Linked DNA regions of Homo sapiens: region 1 is linked to region 2. A link is a loop called in an ENCODE intact Hi-C map of the cell type or tissue named here. Cell type or tissue: heart left ventricle. All regions are shown on one strand. Each heading gives the region's core, and the rest is flanking DNA. Links, peaks and the distances in the headings are about the cores only. Region 1 has its middle 6.3 kb from the start of RPL29. Region 2 overlaps TLR9 (toll like receptor 9).

Region 1 (8,319 bases), core at 35-8,034, 220 kb before region 2:
AACACATGCCCAGTGAACGTTCCTTGACAAGCCAGGTTCGTGGAGTGACAGACGCATACTGCAGAGGTTTAGGGAGTGAAGCGGAAAGGAGGTTGTGGAGGCAGGACATGTGGATGACTCATTACCAAAGCATTCCTGAGAAAGGGGAGAGAATTCTGACAGGTGTGAGTTGGGAGAATGAAAAGCAGGCTTATATACTGATGGATGATCTGGTGCCAAGAAAGAAACAGCTGAGCCCAGAGGAGAGTGTCTCTGCAGGAATAAAGTCCCTGTGGGGTGCTGAGCACAGGTAGAGAACCTGGTGGGCAAAGACAGGGGCTACAGGAGGTGGGGGTGGTGTGATGCCTGACAGCAAGTCAGGACTTCAGCTCAGGAAGTTGAAGAGGTGGCTGTGGAGACTGGGACAGGGAGGAGGAGGTCTGACTGCCACATCCTTGAGAAAGAGAAGCCAGCAGGGTAGAGGCTGACAGCGGGGGCAGTGATGACTTTATTTATTTACTTTTATTTATTTTATTTATTTATTTATTTATTTTGAGACAGAGTTTTGCTCTCATTGCCCAGGCTGGAGTGCAATGGCGCGATGTTGGCTCACTGCAACCTCCACCTCCTGGGTTCAAACGATTCTATTGCCTCAGCCTCCCGAGTAGCTGGGATTACAGGCACCTGCCACCATGCCCAGCTAATTTTTGTGTTTTTAGTAGAGACGGGGTTCTACCATGTTGGCAATGCTGGTCTCGAACTCCTGACCTCAGGTGATCCACACTCCTTGGCCTCCCAAAGTGCTGGGATTACAGGCGTGAGCCTGTAATCCATGTCCAGCCTGTGATGACTTTAAAAGAACCAGGCTGCCCTGCTATGTGGCCTTCCAGCTGGGTAGCGACTCCCGCAGCTCCTAAAAAGTGAGTAGTGACTTGGTTTAGCTAGACTGTTACGACAGAGGCAGAAAAAGCAGTGAGCAGAAAGCCACGGTCTGACGGGGGAGGCAGATTCAGAGATGGACGATGGTCATGCAGTACCACTGGGGCTGTGTTAGGGATTGGCCCAGAGTTAAATCCCAGCTGTTAGGCAAGGGGGAGTCAGTGACAAGAATGAGGAACTTTGGCTGTGACCTGAGGGGACCTGTCCAGGAGCCAAAGGGGACCATGACCTGGAGCCACTGACCTGTCATGCTTTTCTTTTCTTTTTCTTTTTTTTTGAGACAGAGTTTTGCTGTTGTTGCCCAGGCTGGAGTGCAATGACACGATCTCAGTTCACTGCAACCTCCGCCTCCCCAGTTCAAGCGATTCTCCTGGCTCAGCCTCCTGAGTAGCTGGGATTACAGGCGCCTGCCATCACACCCAGCTAATTTTTGTATTTTTAGTAGAGATGAGTTTTCACCATGTTGGTCAGGCTGGTCTTGAACTCCTAACCTCAAGTGATCCACCCACCTTGGCCTCCCAAAATGCTGGGATTACAGGCGTGACCAACCACGCCTAGTCCCTGTCATGCTTTTCAAAGTGGGATGGATGGTAGGGTCATCCATGTCTATAAAGATAGTATTCTTTCTAGGGATAGTTTTCTTTATTTCTCCCTTCCTTCCTTTCTTCCTCCCTCCCTCCCTCCCTCCTTTCTTTCTTTTCTTCCTCCCTCCCTTTTTCACTCCTCTCTTTCATAAATGGAAACTTACACTATATGAACTCTTCTGTAACCTGATTTTATGCATTTAGTCATAATTTGTGGACATCTTTCTCTGCTCATGAAAATCTTTTGTAATCTTAATCTATTTTACATATTTTGAAACATTATTTTGAGAAGAGGTCAATAAATATCACCATATGTCAATGGAGTCTCTGGCACACACATACAAAAAGGCAAAGAACTTAACCTTTCCTCTAGGGTTGACACACTCTCACCCTCCATGAGTGAGTGGTTCTTGCTCCATCTCAAATCTGCCTGGAGGCCGGGCTCCACTTGCCTCCTCCATGGAGTAGACTTGGGCAGAGCCACTATCTGGACTCAGCAGAGCATAAGCCAGGTCTCTCTCAAATGCCTTGGGCACAAGGCAGAGAAAGATGTGAGCCTGGGTGACAAGATAGGGCTGGATGGGGCTGGATGTGATCAGCCCAACCCATGTGGCCTGCAAGGGTGTTGTCTTGACCAGGCCTTGTCCAGACCCATTACCCAATTCAAAGCCCGAGTAGGATCCCATAGTGTCTCCTCAGCAAAGTGATGGGGTTGGAGACCCCTGGGGTTGTTTTTGCAGTTCCTGTCACAGTCCCAGGAGTATATGGGGACCTGATACATGTTTGAGGAGTTAAATGTGCACATTTCACAAATCCAGGAAGATGACAGAATCAGGGTGGAGAAGCCAGCTGGCCTGGAGGGATTTCTCAGAGATAAGAGTCAGCTCTTCTCCTGGACCCAGAGCCTTGCTTGCCAAGCCTCAGTTCCCAGCGTAACGTGGGGATAAAAATAGTAATAACCTCTTGGGGCTAAACTGGATAATTTGAGTAAAGCACAGAACACTATGTTAAGTACACAGTAGGTGCTCAATCATTGTTAGTCCCATCCATGCATCTTCCCCACAAGGCCTCAGGTGAGGGAGACGGGGCTTGGGGAAAGAAAATCAGTGGCAAGTGGATGCTAAAAATAAGGACAAGATCCAAGGAACAACAAGAGAAAGCCAAGGTGGAGGAAAGTGGCGGTGCTCGCGGGGGCTGGGTCCCTTCAGCCTCTGAGGTTCCTGAGATACAGGGACTACCAGTGTTTTCAGGTAAGAGGGACTGTGAAGGTTGTCAGAACCAGGGTGTTTTATCTGGTTGTTTTACCCCCACAAGACAGAAGTGTGGAGGTGGGGTGGGCTTTGGGACTTTGGATCTGCTTAGAACTTTCTGAGGGAGGGGCTACCTGATTCTGTGTGTCCCTAGAAGACAGAGCTGTGACTGAGGACAGCAAATGCCAGCTTCGTGGACAAGGGGCATTTTTGCAATCAGAATTCCCTCCAAAATATGGGCTGCTCCCAGCAGTAGTGAGCTTCCTGATACAAGGGTTTTGCCAGCAGCGATTGAATGCCCTGGGGTTGGGGGTTTAAAAATGGGATGGAGGGGGCCAGCCATGGTGGCTTACGCCCATAATCCCAGCACTTTGGGAGGCTGAGCTGTGTGGATCACTTGAGGTCAGGAGTTCAAGACCAGCCTGGCCAACATGATGAAACCCCATCTCCACTAAGAATACAAAAAATTAAGATGGGTGTGGGGGTGGGCACCTGTAATCCCTGCTACTTGGGAGGCTGAGGCAGGAGAATCGCTTGAACCCAGGAGGCGGAGGTTGCAGTGAGTTGAGATCGCGCCATTGTCCTCCAGCCTGGGAAACAAGAGTGAAACTCTGTCTCAAAAAAAAAAAAAAAAAGTGGAATGCAGGGTTGGAAAATAGAGTTAAGTTCACTCCCCACCAGGAGCCTGGGATTCAAAGCTCCTGGTAGAAGGAAAGGGCCATGGGCTGCATGCAACGCCAGGCTGGTGCTCAGTATCTGTCAAAAGAGAGTCATTTCCAGCAGAAACTGGAAGGTGCGGCCCATTCCTCAGGTCATCGCGCGCGCGCCCCTTTCAGCCCCAGGCCTGATCTCCCTCTGGGGGCGCACCTGGCCCACCTAGCCCAGGAGTGAGCCGGGATGTGAGCCTATCGTCCGCAAGGGGGCAGAGTGGGACCGCGGATGAAGTCTGGTGCTGCAGGTGGGCTGTAGACAGGCACCCGCTCCCCTCCGGCGGGACACTCTTGCAGCCTCCCAGGCCTTTCACAGCTGCGCTTCTCAGCACGCCCCACCACCCCCACCTCCAGATTCAGTGCCTGTCTATTTTGAACAGGTTCTCTAGGCTGGGTCAGGTCTCCCTCAGCTCCAAGTTCCTGGTGGTGGTGGTGAGTTGTCTTCCCCCAGAGAGGGTTCAAGGCAGAGGAAGTAGAGCCTGTGGGCATCCCTGGGCACAGCCCCTCCTGGCCCACTTTAGACTTACCCAAGGGCGATGCCTCTTGTGGGTTAAAGGAACAGGCTTTGGCATCAGACAGACTTGGTTTTCGATTCTGACTGCCACTCACCAGCAGAGCATCTTCACCTCTTGGAGCCTGCCTGCCACAGTGGAGGCGAGTAGCACCAGGGCTGAGGAGGCAGGAAGCCTCCCAGAGCCTCGCTGTGCATTTGGGAGGCCCGCGGGTTTGATTGTGAGACCGCACAGCAGCCTTTGGAGGGGGTATGGTTTTTATCACCCCACTTCACAGGTGGGGAGATGGAGTCCTTGGGCATGACTGGCTAGAGGTCCCACAGCCAAATGGAGAGCTACTGCAGTCCAGGCACCTACCAGAATCTGGGGGGGCACGGGGTGGTTTGTACCCAATGAGGCCATGGAGGGGGCCTTGTGACAGTGACTGCCATGTGACGAGAGAAGCCCGTGGCCTTTATGGCCAACGGATGCCCAGAGTGAGGGCATCCTCTGTGCCAGCCCCTGCTTCTGCCAGACACACCTGCCACATCCAGAGCAGGCCTACAAAGGAGGTGGTAGTGTCCTTGGGTGGAGGGCAGGCTGCTGCCTGAGCAGGCCTGGGCTGGGGTCAGTTGGCCTCAGGCAGCCAAGGACTGGCCAAGTATAAATGGAAGAAAAGTCCAGCAGCACAGAAAACCGACCTGCTAGGAAGGATGGGAGGGAAGGGATAGGGTAGGTGGGTGACATGAGGGTGTTGGACAGGGCTGGATGGAAGCCCGAAGTATCTCTCCCCACTCCTGTTCCCAGCCACAAAAGGAGGCTACGGAGATTCCCTTTTAACAAAGAGCATCTGAAAAGGAAGAATGAAGCTGAGGGTTGGGAGGGACACCCCTCTCCTTTCCCTCCCCAGCAGGCTCCAATGGCCCCAGCAATGTCGTTGCCTTGGCAACCACAGCCCCCTTCTAGCTCCCTTTCTCCTTTAACCCCATCCTGCCTGGATGCACCTCTCGCCTGTACCCTCCCTCCCTCTCTTCCCAGCTCAGACTAAAGAGAGACTTGGCGGGCTGGGGAGAAAGGACTTCTCTGCTCACCAAGCAGTCCTGGGGTTAATGCCCTGGCTGCATCCCAGGACCGCCCCTTCCTAGGGATCAGATGGACAACTCTTTAAGATGGAGACAGGACAGGACGAAATGACCTTTGAAAGAATTATTCTGAATGAACAAGGGAGCTGTCTTCTCCCAAAGATTTCAAGCCCCAAGTCTCCCAGTCCTCACTCCCTCCCAGGAGACAGAGGCTGTGACCCAGGAGCCCCTGGCGGAGTTTAGGAAACAAGCGCTGGAGCAGGGGGGTTTGAAGATCATCTAGTTCCCCTCTCTAAGCCAATGGGTGGGGAAACTGAGGTCTAAGAGGAGGAGGAATTTACTCAAGGGCACACAGTGAGTATTGGAGAGTCAGGGAGGGAACCAGAGAGGCCTGAGCCGGGATGAGGGTGGAGGCTGCATTTGCTACCGTTGGCCCGAGGAGTGGCTAGGTACAGAGGGCCACAGGAGACCTGCACCCCATGGGAAGGCAGTTGCTGATGTTTCTCTCCTGAGTCCAGAGAAAGCCCCTGGCTGCCCTCACCCACTTTTGTTCCCTGAGAGGTGCCTGCCTCCCTACCATTGGTGTTCCTGGGTTTCCTAAACTTAGTGCTTCAGTAACCCCCTCCCAGGCCCCAGCGCAACATAGGCTAAGGAAGGAGAATGAGTTCTGGCCCTGTTTAGGGCGGCACACGGGACTCTAGCAAGATCAGAGAGGAGCTAGAATTCTGAGAGGGCTGGGGATTCTAAAGGTCCCATTGAGAGTGTCCCCTGAGCACGAAGGGCTTGTGGCTGCAGGCAGCAGGTTCTGGCCCAAGGGCAGCCCTTTCTTGACTGTGTCCCTGGCAAGTCACTCAACTTCTCAGAGGCTGCTAAATGGCCCAATCCCACCTCCACGTAAACAAGGTCGGCCACACAGGCTACACAAGATTCCCATGAGGCGGCAGACACAGAGCTATGGACAGGTCCTGGGAGGGGGTCCCAGCCCCAAACCTCTTGTATCTGCTGTGCCAGGGCTACTGCCATGATCACTTGGAGCACCTACGGTATGCAGAGCCGGGGAGGCTGGGAGGGGAGGAAGCTGTGGGCACAGCACCCCTAGATGTAGACCAGAGAGGGCTCCATTCAAGCCAGGCCAGCAGGCTCCAGAAACCTTCTGGGGTTGGAGGAGCGCCCTGGGAGCCTCCCTGGAAGATGAGGCAGGCCCTGTGCGATCAGGTGGAGGTGGAGAGAACACAGTGGGCTGGAGAGGGTGAAGGTTGGCATTTGCTCTCATAGCTCTCCCAGCTGATCCGGACCTCCCTGAGCTGTCGCTGCGACCCTGAAGACCCCAAGGCCTGGCCGGAAGAGGGTGCTCTTGCCTTTCCCGCACACAGCCCAAGTCCTGGGCGCCAGCAGAGAAAGGGGCCTGCTGCTGGGGGCTGGAGTCAGGAGCTTTGCCTTTATTGTGGCTGGTTCTCACCACACCCTCAGAGTGTCCTCGCCTGTTAATCCCACGTTGCAGAGGAGGAAACAGGCTCAGAAAAGTAAAGCGACTTGCCCGTGATCACCCAGCTTTTTCTCCCCATCAAAGCCGCTCCTTGAAACTCTCCTGGGCGTGGACACTGCCTGAGACTCTTACACTCAGGTGGGAAGTGTGTCACCCAAGTGTAGGAAGTGTCATCCCAAGATGACAGCTTGAGAAAAGGAAGGGGACGCCTACCGGAAGGAGTGACCCTCTGGTGGACAGTGCTGAGGTGTCCATGGAAGGTGGGGACAGGTGCTAGGAGACTCGGGCCCACCTCATCCAGCAGGCGTCCCCCTGCAATATTGCATTTGTTAGTCCCTCTTTCTACATCGGCCCCATACCCACTCATTAGTTCTTCAAATTCTCAGGCACCCCCTCAGCAGGCAGCCACTGGCGAGGGCTGGGGAGCACGGTCCAGACCTGCCTGGATGCCAGGCAGCTGGGTGACCTTGAGCAGAGACTCAACCCCAAGGCTCAGCTTCCTCATCTGGGAGAGGGGGAGCAGGGCATCACTTACTTGGCAGGCTGTGGTGGGGATCCAGGGACCTGTTCATTCCGAGCACCTACCAGGGCCTGGCCTGTGGACATTGCTCAGTCACTGGCTCACCCAGGCACTCCTCAGCCCTGGTTAATCCCCCAGCCACCTGCCTACTCCTGTGCCCACCTGCGGCTTTGGTCCCCATTTCCCAGTAATCCTCAGGGCCAGGTGCTGGCAGTCAGGGGGTCAGGGTTGTCCCTGCCCACCCAGCAGGTCTCCTAGGACAAGGCTCAGATTGGACAGATGACCAGGCAGGCAAAATGGGGGTCCTTCTCTGCCCTCCCCAATCTCCCCTGGTGGGCAGAGGCTGGTGGGGACAGAGGCAAAGAATCCCGCCCAGAGTGGGGATAAGAGAAGGGGATGGCTCTGCGGTGGCCCTCCTCCCCGTGGGCAGGGCTGCTGGGGACAGGGTCAGATGAGGTTGGGCTGACAAGCAGCTGCTGAGCGGTGGCAGTGAGGGACATGTGGGGACCCCCACCACTCCTAACAACGCGGCACCAGTGCCTAGGAGCCAGCGGGTGAGAGGCCCACGGTCCTGGCTCTGCCTGTCTCAGCGCCTGCTGCCTGCCTGGCACAGGGCCCTTGCAGCACTGGTTTTAATCGATCACTCTTTCCGCAAGCAGCTCCTGGAGGTGCGGGGGTGGCTTCCCCTTGACTCCAATCTCCTGGAGGATGCAGCTTGGCTAAAAATAACTTGAATTACTGAGCTCCCACCCTGGCGCAGAGGAGGGGCCTGGGGGCTGCGGGGGCGGCGCCTGGAGGGAATGTTGCCGCAGCCAGGAGGGGGTTCCCTGACAGGAAGTGGAGAAGAGTGAGTGTCGGCAGGTGGGAAGGAGTGCAGCTTGTTGAAGGGAGGCTGGCCCTTTCTCGCCCATTCCTCCAGGCTCAGGCCTGCTCCCTGGGGACAGTGCTTCTTGAGAAAACCTGGGGAAGGGCTGGCCCTGACCCCTGCACTTGCATCACTGAGGGTAAGTGGCCTGGCTGCAGCGGGGGTGCTCCTCCCAGCACAGACACCGGATTTGGAGGAGACTCCCCCTGTAGATGCTCTGGGCAGGAGCCTCCTCCCTGCCCTCCCACAGGGCACCAGAATGCAAGCCGTGTTGGGCATCAGGCAAGAGGAGTCAGGTCTGGTCTCATGTCCTGTTCCTTCTGTGTGACACTGAACTCAACTTCCTTATCTGATAACTGGATGCAACTGCAAAATCAAGCATTTGCCTCCACCCCCATTCTGCAGGCAGCCTC
Region 2 (8,319 bases), core at 247-8,246:
TCACCATTGCTTGGCCTCTGACATGATGCCCTTCAGAGCTCTGGTCACCACCCACAATGACTTTTCCCCTGCTGGCCATTTGCCCTGTTGTAATGTCATCTCCCTGAGGACAGGTGCCCTGTATTCTCACTTCCGTGTCCTTAAAGTCCAGCACAGTGCCTAATACATAGTGGATGCTAAACAAATGTGTACTGAATGAAAGAAAAAGAAACCCAATGGCAACAGGTCAAGTTTACTAGAAAGACTGAGACAGCTGAAGCAAAACCAAGCAGCTGGAGTTGAGCAGAGTCCTTTGACCTCGCCTCCCTTCTCGTAGCTCTAGAAACGGCAGCTGTGTTTTCTCCTCTCTGTACAGAGTTGGGCTGGCACCCCTTCCCAGGAAGCTGGCAGTGGGCCTGGGGCACACACCCTCAGAGCTCGGCTGAGTCACACTCCCATCAGATAAAACCATACACCTAGGCAGGCTACAGGGCTTGATGGAAACCACATCACCTCGGAATCATGATTCAGTTCCTTCCTGCTCAGGAAACGAGCCTCGCTTAGCATTCCTGGCTCTGCTGCCTCACAGGAGCTTTCAGGGCTTTCCATTGTCCCTGTCATTCCCACGCCCAGGACTCCATCACCTCCCTTCCTTCAAATGGGATTGTTCTCCTCCAGCTGGGGTAATGTTGCTACCTGAATGCTTAGGAAGATCCACTCTTCCTTCGTAAGACCCAGAGCCAGCAGAAGCAAGGCCCTCAGGTGCATGTGCCCCTCCCTGCTTCTTGGGGTTATGAGAACGAAGGACCGGGTGATCTGCAGGAAGTAGGCGGGATTCGTGAACTGCTTAAAAATGGAAGTTTGGGCCGGGCTCCATGGCTCACGCCTGTAATCCCAACACTCTGGGAGGCCAAAGCAGGTGGATCACTTGAGGTCAGGTGTCCGAGACCAGCCTGGCCAACATGATGAGACCCCATCTCTACTAAAAATACAATAAATTAGCCAGGCGTGATGGTGCGCACTTGTAATCCCAGCTACTTGGGAGGCTGAGGCAGGAGAATCGCTTGAACCCGGGAAGCGGAGGTTGCAGTGAACCAAGATCACACCACTACACTCCAGCCTGGGTAACAGAGCGAGAGTCCGTCTTACAAAAAAAAAAAAAAAGAAAGAAAAGAAAGGAAGTTTGGCTTTTATAAGCAACTCTAGTGTGAAACTACGATGTCATGAAAGTTCTCTAAGGATATTTAGAAGCTGACGGCATTAAATAAGGTGTCCTAAAGGGAAAAGGGCAAACTGTATTTGAAATCTTAGTGAACAGACATTCCTCTCCTTGAAGTTTTCCTCTATCAGGTTGCCTGAGTCTCATGCCTGCTCCTCTACTTCCTTGTGCTGGGAAGCACTCTCTGCTCCCCAACACGAGGGGATAACACCAGGTCCATGGACTTTCCCAGGAGCCCTGGTCCTGCTCCCAGAGACAGCTACTGTCCCAGCTGCATGTGCCTCTGATGCAACCACATCTGAACCCTGTCAGTGCCCTGGGAGGCACTGGGTGGAGAGAGAAACACTGAAGCCACATCAGTTGAGGGTCCTGCGTGTAAATCCCATCACCTAATAATAACTGAGGCCCTGCTCAGTGTTTCAGACCCTTACCCATAGTGTACGAATCCCTCCAACGTCCTGCAGAGTGGCGCTGCTCATTCCCATTTATAGAGCGAGCAAGCTGAGGCTCCAGTAGGGGAGGTCACCTGCCTGAGACAATCCAAATGGCAGAACTGGCAGGCAAGCCCAGGCAATCTGGCCTGAGTCCTGTCTCTTTCCTGGCCGTGCTGATGGGCAAGGATGGCCGCCGTGTGGAGGAGAGAACCTGGAGCCATCTCTGAGTACCCTTCCTGACTACAATGCAGAGGGCGCCGCCTCCCACCCAGCCCCACCCTGGCCCAGCTCCAACCACTTCCTGCAGGACCTGAGATAGTGGTGCGCGGCTTCTCTGATCACGTAGACAGCACAGAGCCAAGTGCCACAGACCCCCAGACTCACCTGAGCCGAGCCCAACAGCCCCCTACCATGGCCCGTGTGCTTCCTCTCCAAATGCTCTCCTGAATCTCCAGCCCCAAAAGCATCAGGGCTGTGAGCGTGGGTGGGGGGTGGGGAGATGGAAGGTCCACCAGGAACTGCTGGAGGGTGGGCCTGGCAATCCCAAGACAGGCAGGTTTGCCTTGCCTCCCACATGCAAAATATGGTTCCCTGAATGGGATTCTGTTTCCAGCTTCCTGTCCCTGCCCCTGATTGTGGCCAGAATAGTCTCAGAGCCACTCAACAGTGGACTTCCCTAGACTCCAGCCAGGGGGAAAAGACTATTGTTTTCTTTTCTCTGCAGGCAGCCAAGGAAGGATGACAGGTTGGGTCAGAGCCCACGTGGGGCACAGGGCTTCCGATTGGTAGGTCAGAGACCCTCCTTCTTTCAGATGAGCAGATAACAGGGATCTACAGCCCACCACAGGAGCCCCTGTACCCAAGTCAGAAAGAGGACGGCAGCATAGACTTCCCCCACAGCCATGCCCTGGGGAGTAGGGCAAAAGCAACCCTCCAAGGGCTGCCATGATGAGCCCACCAAGTTAGCTGTCTGCTGCCAGCTCTAGCTCTCCCCTCCAGAGGCCCTGAGTGGACAAGCAGATCTCAAACTGGCCTGGACCGGCCAAACCGGGCCCCAGCTCCAACCTGTCAGCCTGCATATTTCTCCCCTGCTCCTCAAAGGGCAGTTTTGGCTGTGGTAATGGTGTAGGCTGCCAGCCCAAGAGAGGGCCCCTCAGGGGCTCCAGGCCTGACGCTCCTCATGGCTCCACACACAGTGTGGAGGAGATCCTGCTGAGGACAGACCCTGACCTCTCCAAACACTGGTCATTGGGGCTCCCAGCTCTATCCTGAAATGTACACTATCACATATAGAAGCCGGGTGCAGTGGCTCACACCTGTAATCCCAGCACTTTGGGAGGCCGAGGCAGGAGGATTGCTTGAGCCCAGGAGCTTAAGACCAGCCTGGGCAACGTGGTGAAACCTGGTCTCTACTAAAAATATAAAATTTAGCTGGGTGTGGCCTGTAGTCTCAGCTACATGGGAGGGTGAGATGGAGCACCTGGTCCCAGAAGGTTGAGGCTGCAGTGAGCTGTGATCCCACCATTGCATTGCACTCCAGCCTGGGTGACAGAGCAAGACTGTGGCAAAAAAAAAAAAAAAAAAAAAGGTCAGGCTTGGTGGCTCACGCCTATAATCCCAGCATTTTGTGGGGCTGAGGCGGGAGGATCACTTGCATCCAAGAGTCTGAGACCAGCCTAGGCAACATAGTGAGATCCTGTTTCTACAAAAAAATAAAAAATTCGCTGAGTATGGTGGTGCACCCCTGTGGTCCTAACTACTCAGGAGGCTGAGGTGGGAGGATCGCTTGAGCCCAGGAGGTCAAGGCTGCAGTGTTCATGCCACTGCACTCCAGCCTGGGTGACAGAGTGAGACCTTGTCTCAGAAAGAAAGAAGAGAGAGAGAGAGAGAGAGAGAGAGAGAAAGGAAGGAAGGAGGGAGGGAGGGAGGAAGGAGGGAGGGACGGAGGGAGGGAGGGAGAGAGGGAAGGAGGGAGGGAGGGAGGGAGGTGGCTTGCCTAGGTGTCCCTTTAATATCAGAATGGAGAGACCCAGCAAGCACCTGTAGGTGGAAAGAGAAAGGAGTGGATTCTCCTGTCTGTGGCTCCCAGCTCCCTGCTGCAGGGATGCACCCACAGGCCTTCCCCTCCCGACCCTGAACCAGCCTTCTCCGCTTGGCACAGGCATGGCCACCAGAGGGCGCAATCACCCCTCCACCTTTGCTGCAATTCATTCTACCGTTTTGGAATGAACAGTCCCCATAGCTGCTGCCACTCAAGACTTTGCTGAGCGCCAGAAAGGAACCAAGCCTGCAGCTTCTCTGCCCTCAAGGCATTCCAGTCCAGTAGGCGAGGGAGACAGACAACCTGAGACCCATACACAACAAAGGGGTGCTGCCAAGTCTGTCAGGTGCTGCCCGGTTCTGCATGGGAAAGGTAGGGCAGGGCATTCTGGGAGGGGCTAAAAGAGGCCCCTACTCTCTGGGAAGGACCAAGACCACATCCAGTGACCATCATCAGACTCCCCAGAGAACAGAGCTTAGCAGCTTCCTCCCCTGCAGACCTCTGTCCCGTCTTTATGGCAATTTTCCCTAAGCTGCTTCGTGGAGGCCTGGAGAATTCTCCCTTCCCTCCTCCTGTCCATGCCTCCAGTGAGCTCAGAGTTAGCCATCTAGCCTTCGGTAGCATTTATTGAGTGCCTGCTCTGTGTCAGGTGTGGGGTGAGGGAGGCGAGCAGGGGAGGGTCAGACCAGGCAGGCAGAGGTGAGGTGAGTGTGGAGGTGGCACCGTGCAGGATTCCGGCTCACGGCTATTCGGCCGTGGGTCCCTGGCAGAAGTTCCGGTTATAGAAGTGGTGGTTGTCCCTGGTCAGGGCCATGCCCAGCTGGGCCCAGAAGCTGCGCTGACCACTGGGCTGGTGGGGCCAGAGGAGGACACTCTGGCGGCAGAGGCGCTGGCGCAGCCGCACGTAGCGGGAGCGGCGGCCGTCAGGGCTCAGGATCACCAGCACCACGACGTCCTTGCGGTCCTCCAGCAGGCGCTGCTGGGCCAGCAGGAAGCTGGCGCGCAAGAGACCACTGACCCGGTCCGTGTGGGCCAGCACAAACAGCGTCTTGCGGCTGCCATAGACCGAGGCCCACAGGTTCTCAAAGAGGGTTTTGCCAGGCAGCCAGTCGCGTTCCTCCAGGCACAGGCGGAGTGCCCAGCGCCCACGGCACTCCTCCAGCTGCCCCCGAAGCTCGTTGTACACCCAGTCTGCCACTGCGCTCTGCGTTTTGTCGAAGACCACGAAGGCATCGTAGGGCAGGGCATCCTCATCTCGCCCACTTTGCCGCCCCCGCCAGGGAAGCCAGGCCAGGCACAGGTGGAAGCAGTACCAGAGGTCCCAGCCACAGAGGTGATGCAGCATGGGCACACCCAGGCCCAGAGCCACAGCCAGCAGCGAGAGGGCGAAACAGTCCCAGGAGAGGGCCTCATCCAGGCAGAGGCGCAGGTCCTGTGCAAAGATGCTGAGGCCCTGGAGCTGGCCCGGACTGCCACACTTCACCCGGCTGGGCAGACCGGGCACGGCAGCCTGCACCTCCAGCAGGAAGTCCATAAAGGCCGCCCCACAGGCGCAGTGCAGAGGGTTGGCGCTTACATCTAGTATTTGCAGGGCACTCGCCAGGGGCCCAAACCAGGAGTGGTCCACTGTCTTGAGGGCGTTGGCGCTAAGGTTGAGCTCTCGCAGCTCCTTGGCCTTGGAAAAGAAGCCGGGGGCCACGAAGCTGATGCTGTTGCAGCTGACATCCAGCCTCCGGAGCCGGGTGCCAGCAGGCAGGCTGCCATTGGTCAGGGCCTTCAGCTGGTTTCCTGCCAGGTCGAGGACTTCCAGTTTGGGCAGGAAGTGGAGGCTCCACCACTTAAAGAAGGCCAGGTAATTGTCACGGAGACGCAGCACCTGTAGGCTCTTGGGGAGGTTGCGCAGGGTTTGGGGCAGGAGGGTGTGCAGGCGGTTCTGGGACAAGTCCAGCCAGATCAAACCGCTCAGGCCTTGGAAGAAGTGCAGATAGAGGTCTCCCTCGGCCCACATATGGCCCAGTGCATTGCCGCTGAAGTCCAGGGCCCGCAGCGACGTACTGCAGAGCTGCTGGGACACTTGGCTGTGGATGTTGTTGTGGGCCAGGCTGAGGTGGCGCAGGGTGCGCAGGTGAGCCACGAAGCTGAAGTTGTGGCCCACGCCCTGCATGCCAAAGGGCTGGCTGTTGTAGCTGAGGTCCAGGGCCTCCAGTCGCGGTAGCTCCGTGAATGAGTGCTCGTGGTAGAGGTCCAGCTTATTGTGGGACAGGTCTAGCACCTGCAGACCGGTCAGCGGCAGGAACTGGGAGCCATTGACTGCCTGCGAGATGCAGTTGTGGCTCAGGCGCAGGCACTGCAGGTGCGAGAGCTGGGCAAACATCTCCGGCTGCACGGTCACCAGGTTGTTCCGTGACAGATCCAAGGTGAAGTTGAGGGTGCTGCAGTTGGGCCTGAAGTCTTCAGAGCTGGGAGTGTCCACTGGGGCCGGAGCAAGGTCCCCAGGCTGCAGCCAGACCTTCTCCCCTCCATCTGCCTCCCCCATGGTGGCTGTCAGCTCCGAAGCTCCGCTGATGCGGTTGTCCGACAGGTCCACGTAGCGCAGGCCAGGGAAGGCCCTGAAGATGCCGAGCTGGGCCTGGTTGATGAAGTTCATCTGCAGACGCAGAGTCTGGAGCATGGGCAGGCGGGCCAGTGGCCGGAGCGTGGTCTCATCGAGTGAGCGGAAGAAGATGCCGTGCATGTCCAGCTCCTTCAGGGCGACCAGGCTCCCGAAGGAAGGGGCCAGAGACAGGTGGGCAAAGGACACCCTCTTTTGGTAATTGAAGGACAGGTTAAGCTTGCGCAGCTGTGTTAGGCCCTGGAAGGCCTTGGTTTTAGTGATGCATTTGTAGAGGAAGTTCTCACTCAGGTCCAGCACTCGGAGGTTTCCCAGCCCACGGAACCAACTGGCATTCAGCCAGGAGAGAGAACTGTCCTTCAACACCAGGCCTTCAAGACGGCTCAGGTGGCTGAAGGTATCGGGATGTAGCTGGGGGAAGTGACGAGGGCACTCCATGCAGGGGTTGGGAGCGTGGTCGCAGCGGCGGCAATTTCCGCCCACATCGAGCACACGCAGGGCGGTCAGATTGGCCAGGTCCTCAGGCGCCAGTTTGACGATGCGGTTGTAGGACAACAGCAGATACTCCAGGCTGGAAGGCAGGTTGCGGGGCACCACAGTGAGGTTGTTGTACTTGAGTGACAGGTGGGTGAGGTTGCCCAGGCCAAGGAGGGCACCCGGGGCCACCTCCAGTGCCTGCCTGCAGGGGTTCTTGTAATAACAGTTGCCGTCCATGAATAGGAAGCGCAGGGCATGCAGGCCGGCGAGGCTGGCAGAGTCTAGCATCAGGATGTTGGTATGGCTGAGGGACAGGGATATGAGGGATTTGGGCAGCGCAGGCACAGTCATGATGTTGTTGTAGCTCAGGTTTAGCTCTTCCAGGGTGGGCACAGCCAAGAAGGTGCTGGGCTCGATGGTCATGTGGCAGGGGAAGTGCATGGGGCTGAGGCCAACCGGCGGGCAGTTCCACTTGAGGTTGAGATGCCGCAGGCTGGGCAGGTGGGCAAAGTCAGAATCATGGAGGTGGTGGATGCGGTTGGAGGACAAGGAAAGGCTGGTGACATTGCCACGGGGTGCTGCCATGGAGAAGTGGGGCACAGACTTCAGGAACAGCCAGTTGCAGTTCACCAGGCCGTGGGGCTGGAGCTCACAGGGTAGGAAGGCAGGCAAGGTACCCAGGGCCAGGGTCATGGCCAGCATGATGGCCTGCACCAGGAGAGACAGCGGGTGCAGGGCGCTGCGGCAGAAACCCTGTGGGGGTGGGAGGGCTGTGTGAGTGGCCGGCCCCCAGCTCTACCTCCACCCACTCCACTTCATGGGCATCTTCTAGCATCTTCCAACCCCTCTCTCCAAGCCCTACCTGCAGAAGTTCTTCCTGGCTGCCAAGCCCCATTCCCATCCCCCATGGCTTGTGGGGAACCTGAACTCAGTCTCAGACCCAGTCTTGGACTCAGAATTAGGCTTCAGAACCAGGACTGAGACCTAGAATCCAGACTTATGATCTACAGCTTTCACTTAACCAATCCCTGGCTATACCAGGCCAGGCAAGGTGGCCCACGGCCCCCCCTGGTCTCTCCCCGACTTTCCCTTCCTGCTCCTGAGCAAGGTGGCAGCTGGCTCCCTCCCCTCCAGCTGCCCTGAAATCCGCTCTCTGCCCTCCACCAGCCACCCCACAACCCCTTCCTTTTCCTTCGGCCAAGATTCAGGCAGGTGTGAGAGTCTCCCACTATGGCCCAGGCCGGCTGCCTCCCAGGGACCCTGGCCAGAGGGCACTGCACAGCTCCATCACTCTCTGCCTGCCTCACCTAGCCCGAGAGCCTTTGCCTTATGGGTCAGAACAGATGGAGAGAGGGGTGGCCTGCAAAGTGCCAGACAGAGCCAGCCCCAAGCTACAGGCCCAGTGAGACCCAAACCCAGGCTCCAGCCCCAGCTCCATCAGTGCCTCAGTCTCCTCGTCCCCTCTGGGGGTTTGGGTCTCATTGCTCAGAAGAGGGCTTCAGTGGCTGGGCACGGTGGCTCACACCTGTAATCCCAGCAGTTTGGGAAGCCGAAGTGG

Evidence for each region. A loop is a pair of places that touch in the nucleus more often than their neighbours do. Peaks named below come from ENCODE experiments on the same cell type or tissue, not always from the same donor. Only the 100,000 strongest peaks of a DNase experiment are listed, where the experiment ranks them.
Region 1: a loop joins it to region 2, with 4 times the contacts of the local background. A loop is called at or near these places in 15 of 110 quality-filtered maps.

The regions. Positions count from the first base shown.
Region 1 is chr3:51,998,007-52,006,325 of GRCh38, forward strand. No RefSeq gene overlaps it. Among named protein-coding and RNA genes, the nearest start is that of RPL29, 6.3 kb to the left of the region's middle. RefSeq lists an enhancer at 6,463-7,343. In heart left ventricle, for the core only: CTCF peaks have their summits at 3,645 (motif pointing right), 3,849 and 6,379 (motif pointing right); DNase peaks (open chromatin) are centred at 3,675, 6,385, 7,555 and 7,829; H3K4me3 peaks cover 456 bases; H3K27ac peaks cover 1,423 bases.
Region 2 is chr3:52,216,799-52,225,117 of GRCh38, forward strand. It overlaps TLR9 (toll like receptor 9), which reads right to left. Exons shown (of 2, transcript NM_017442.4): 2 at 4,282-7,514. The coding sequence ends at 4,419. Among named protein-coding and RNA genes, the nearest start is that of TLR9, 4.7 kb to the right of the region's middle. In heart left ventricle, for the core only: a CTCF peak has its summit at 3,801 (motif pointing right); DNase peaks (open chromatin) are centred at 388, 3,793 and 5,388; H3K4me3 peaks cover 767 bases; H3K27ac peaks cover 2,584 bases.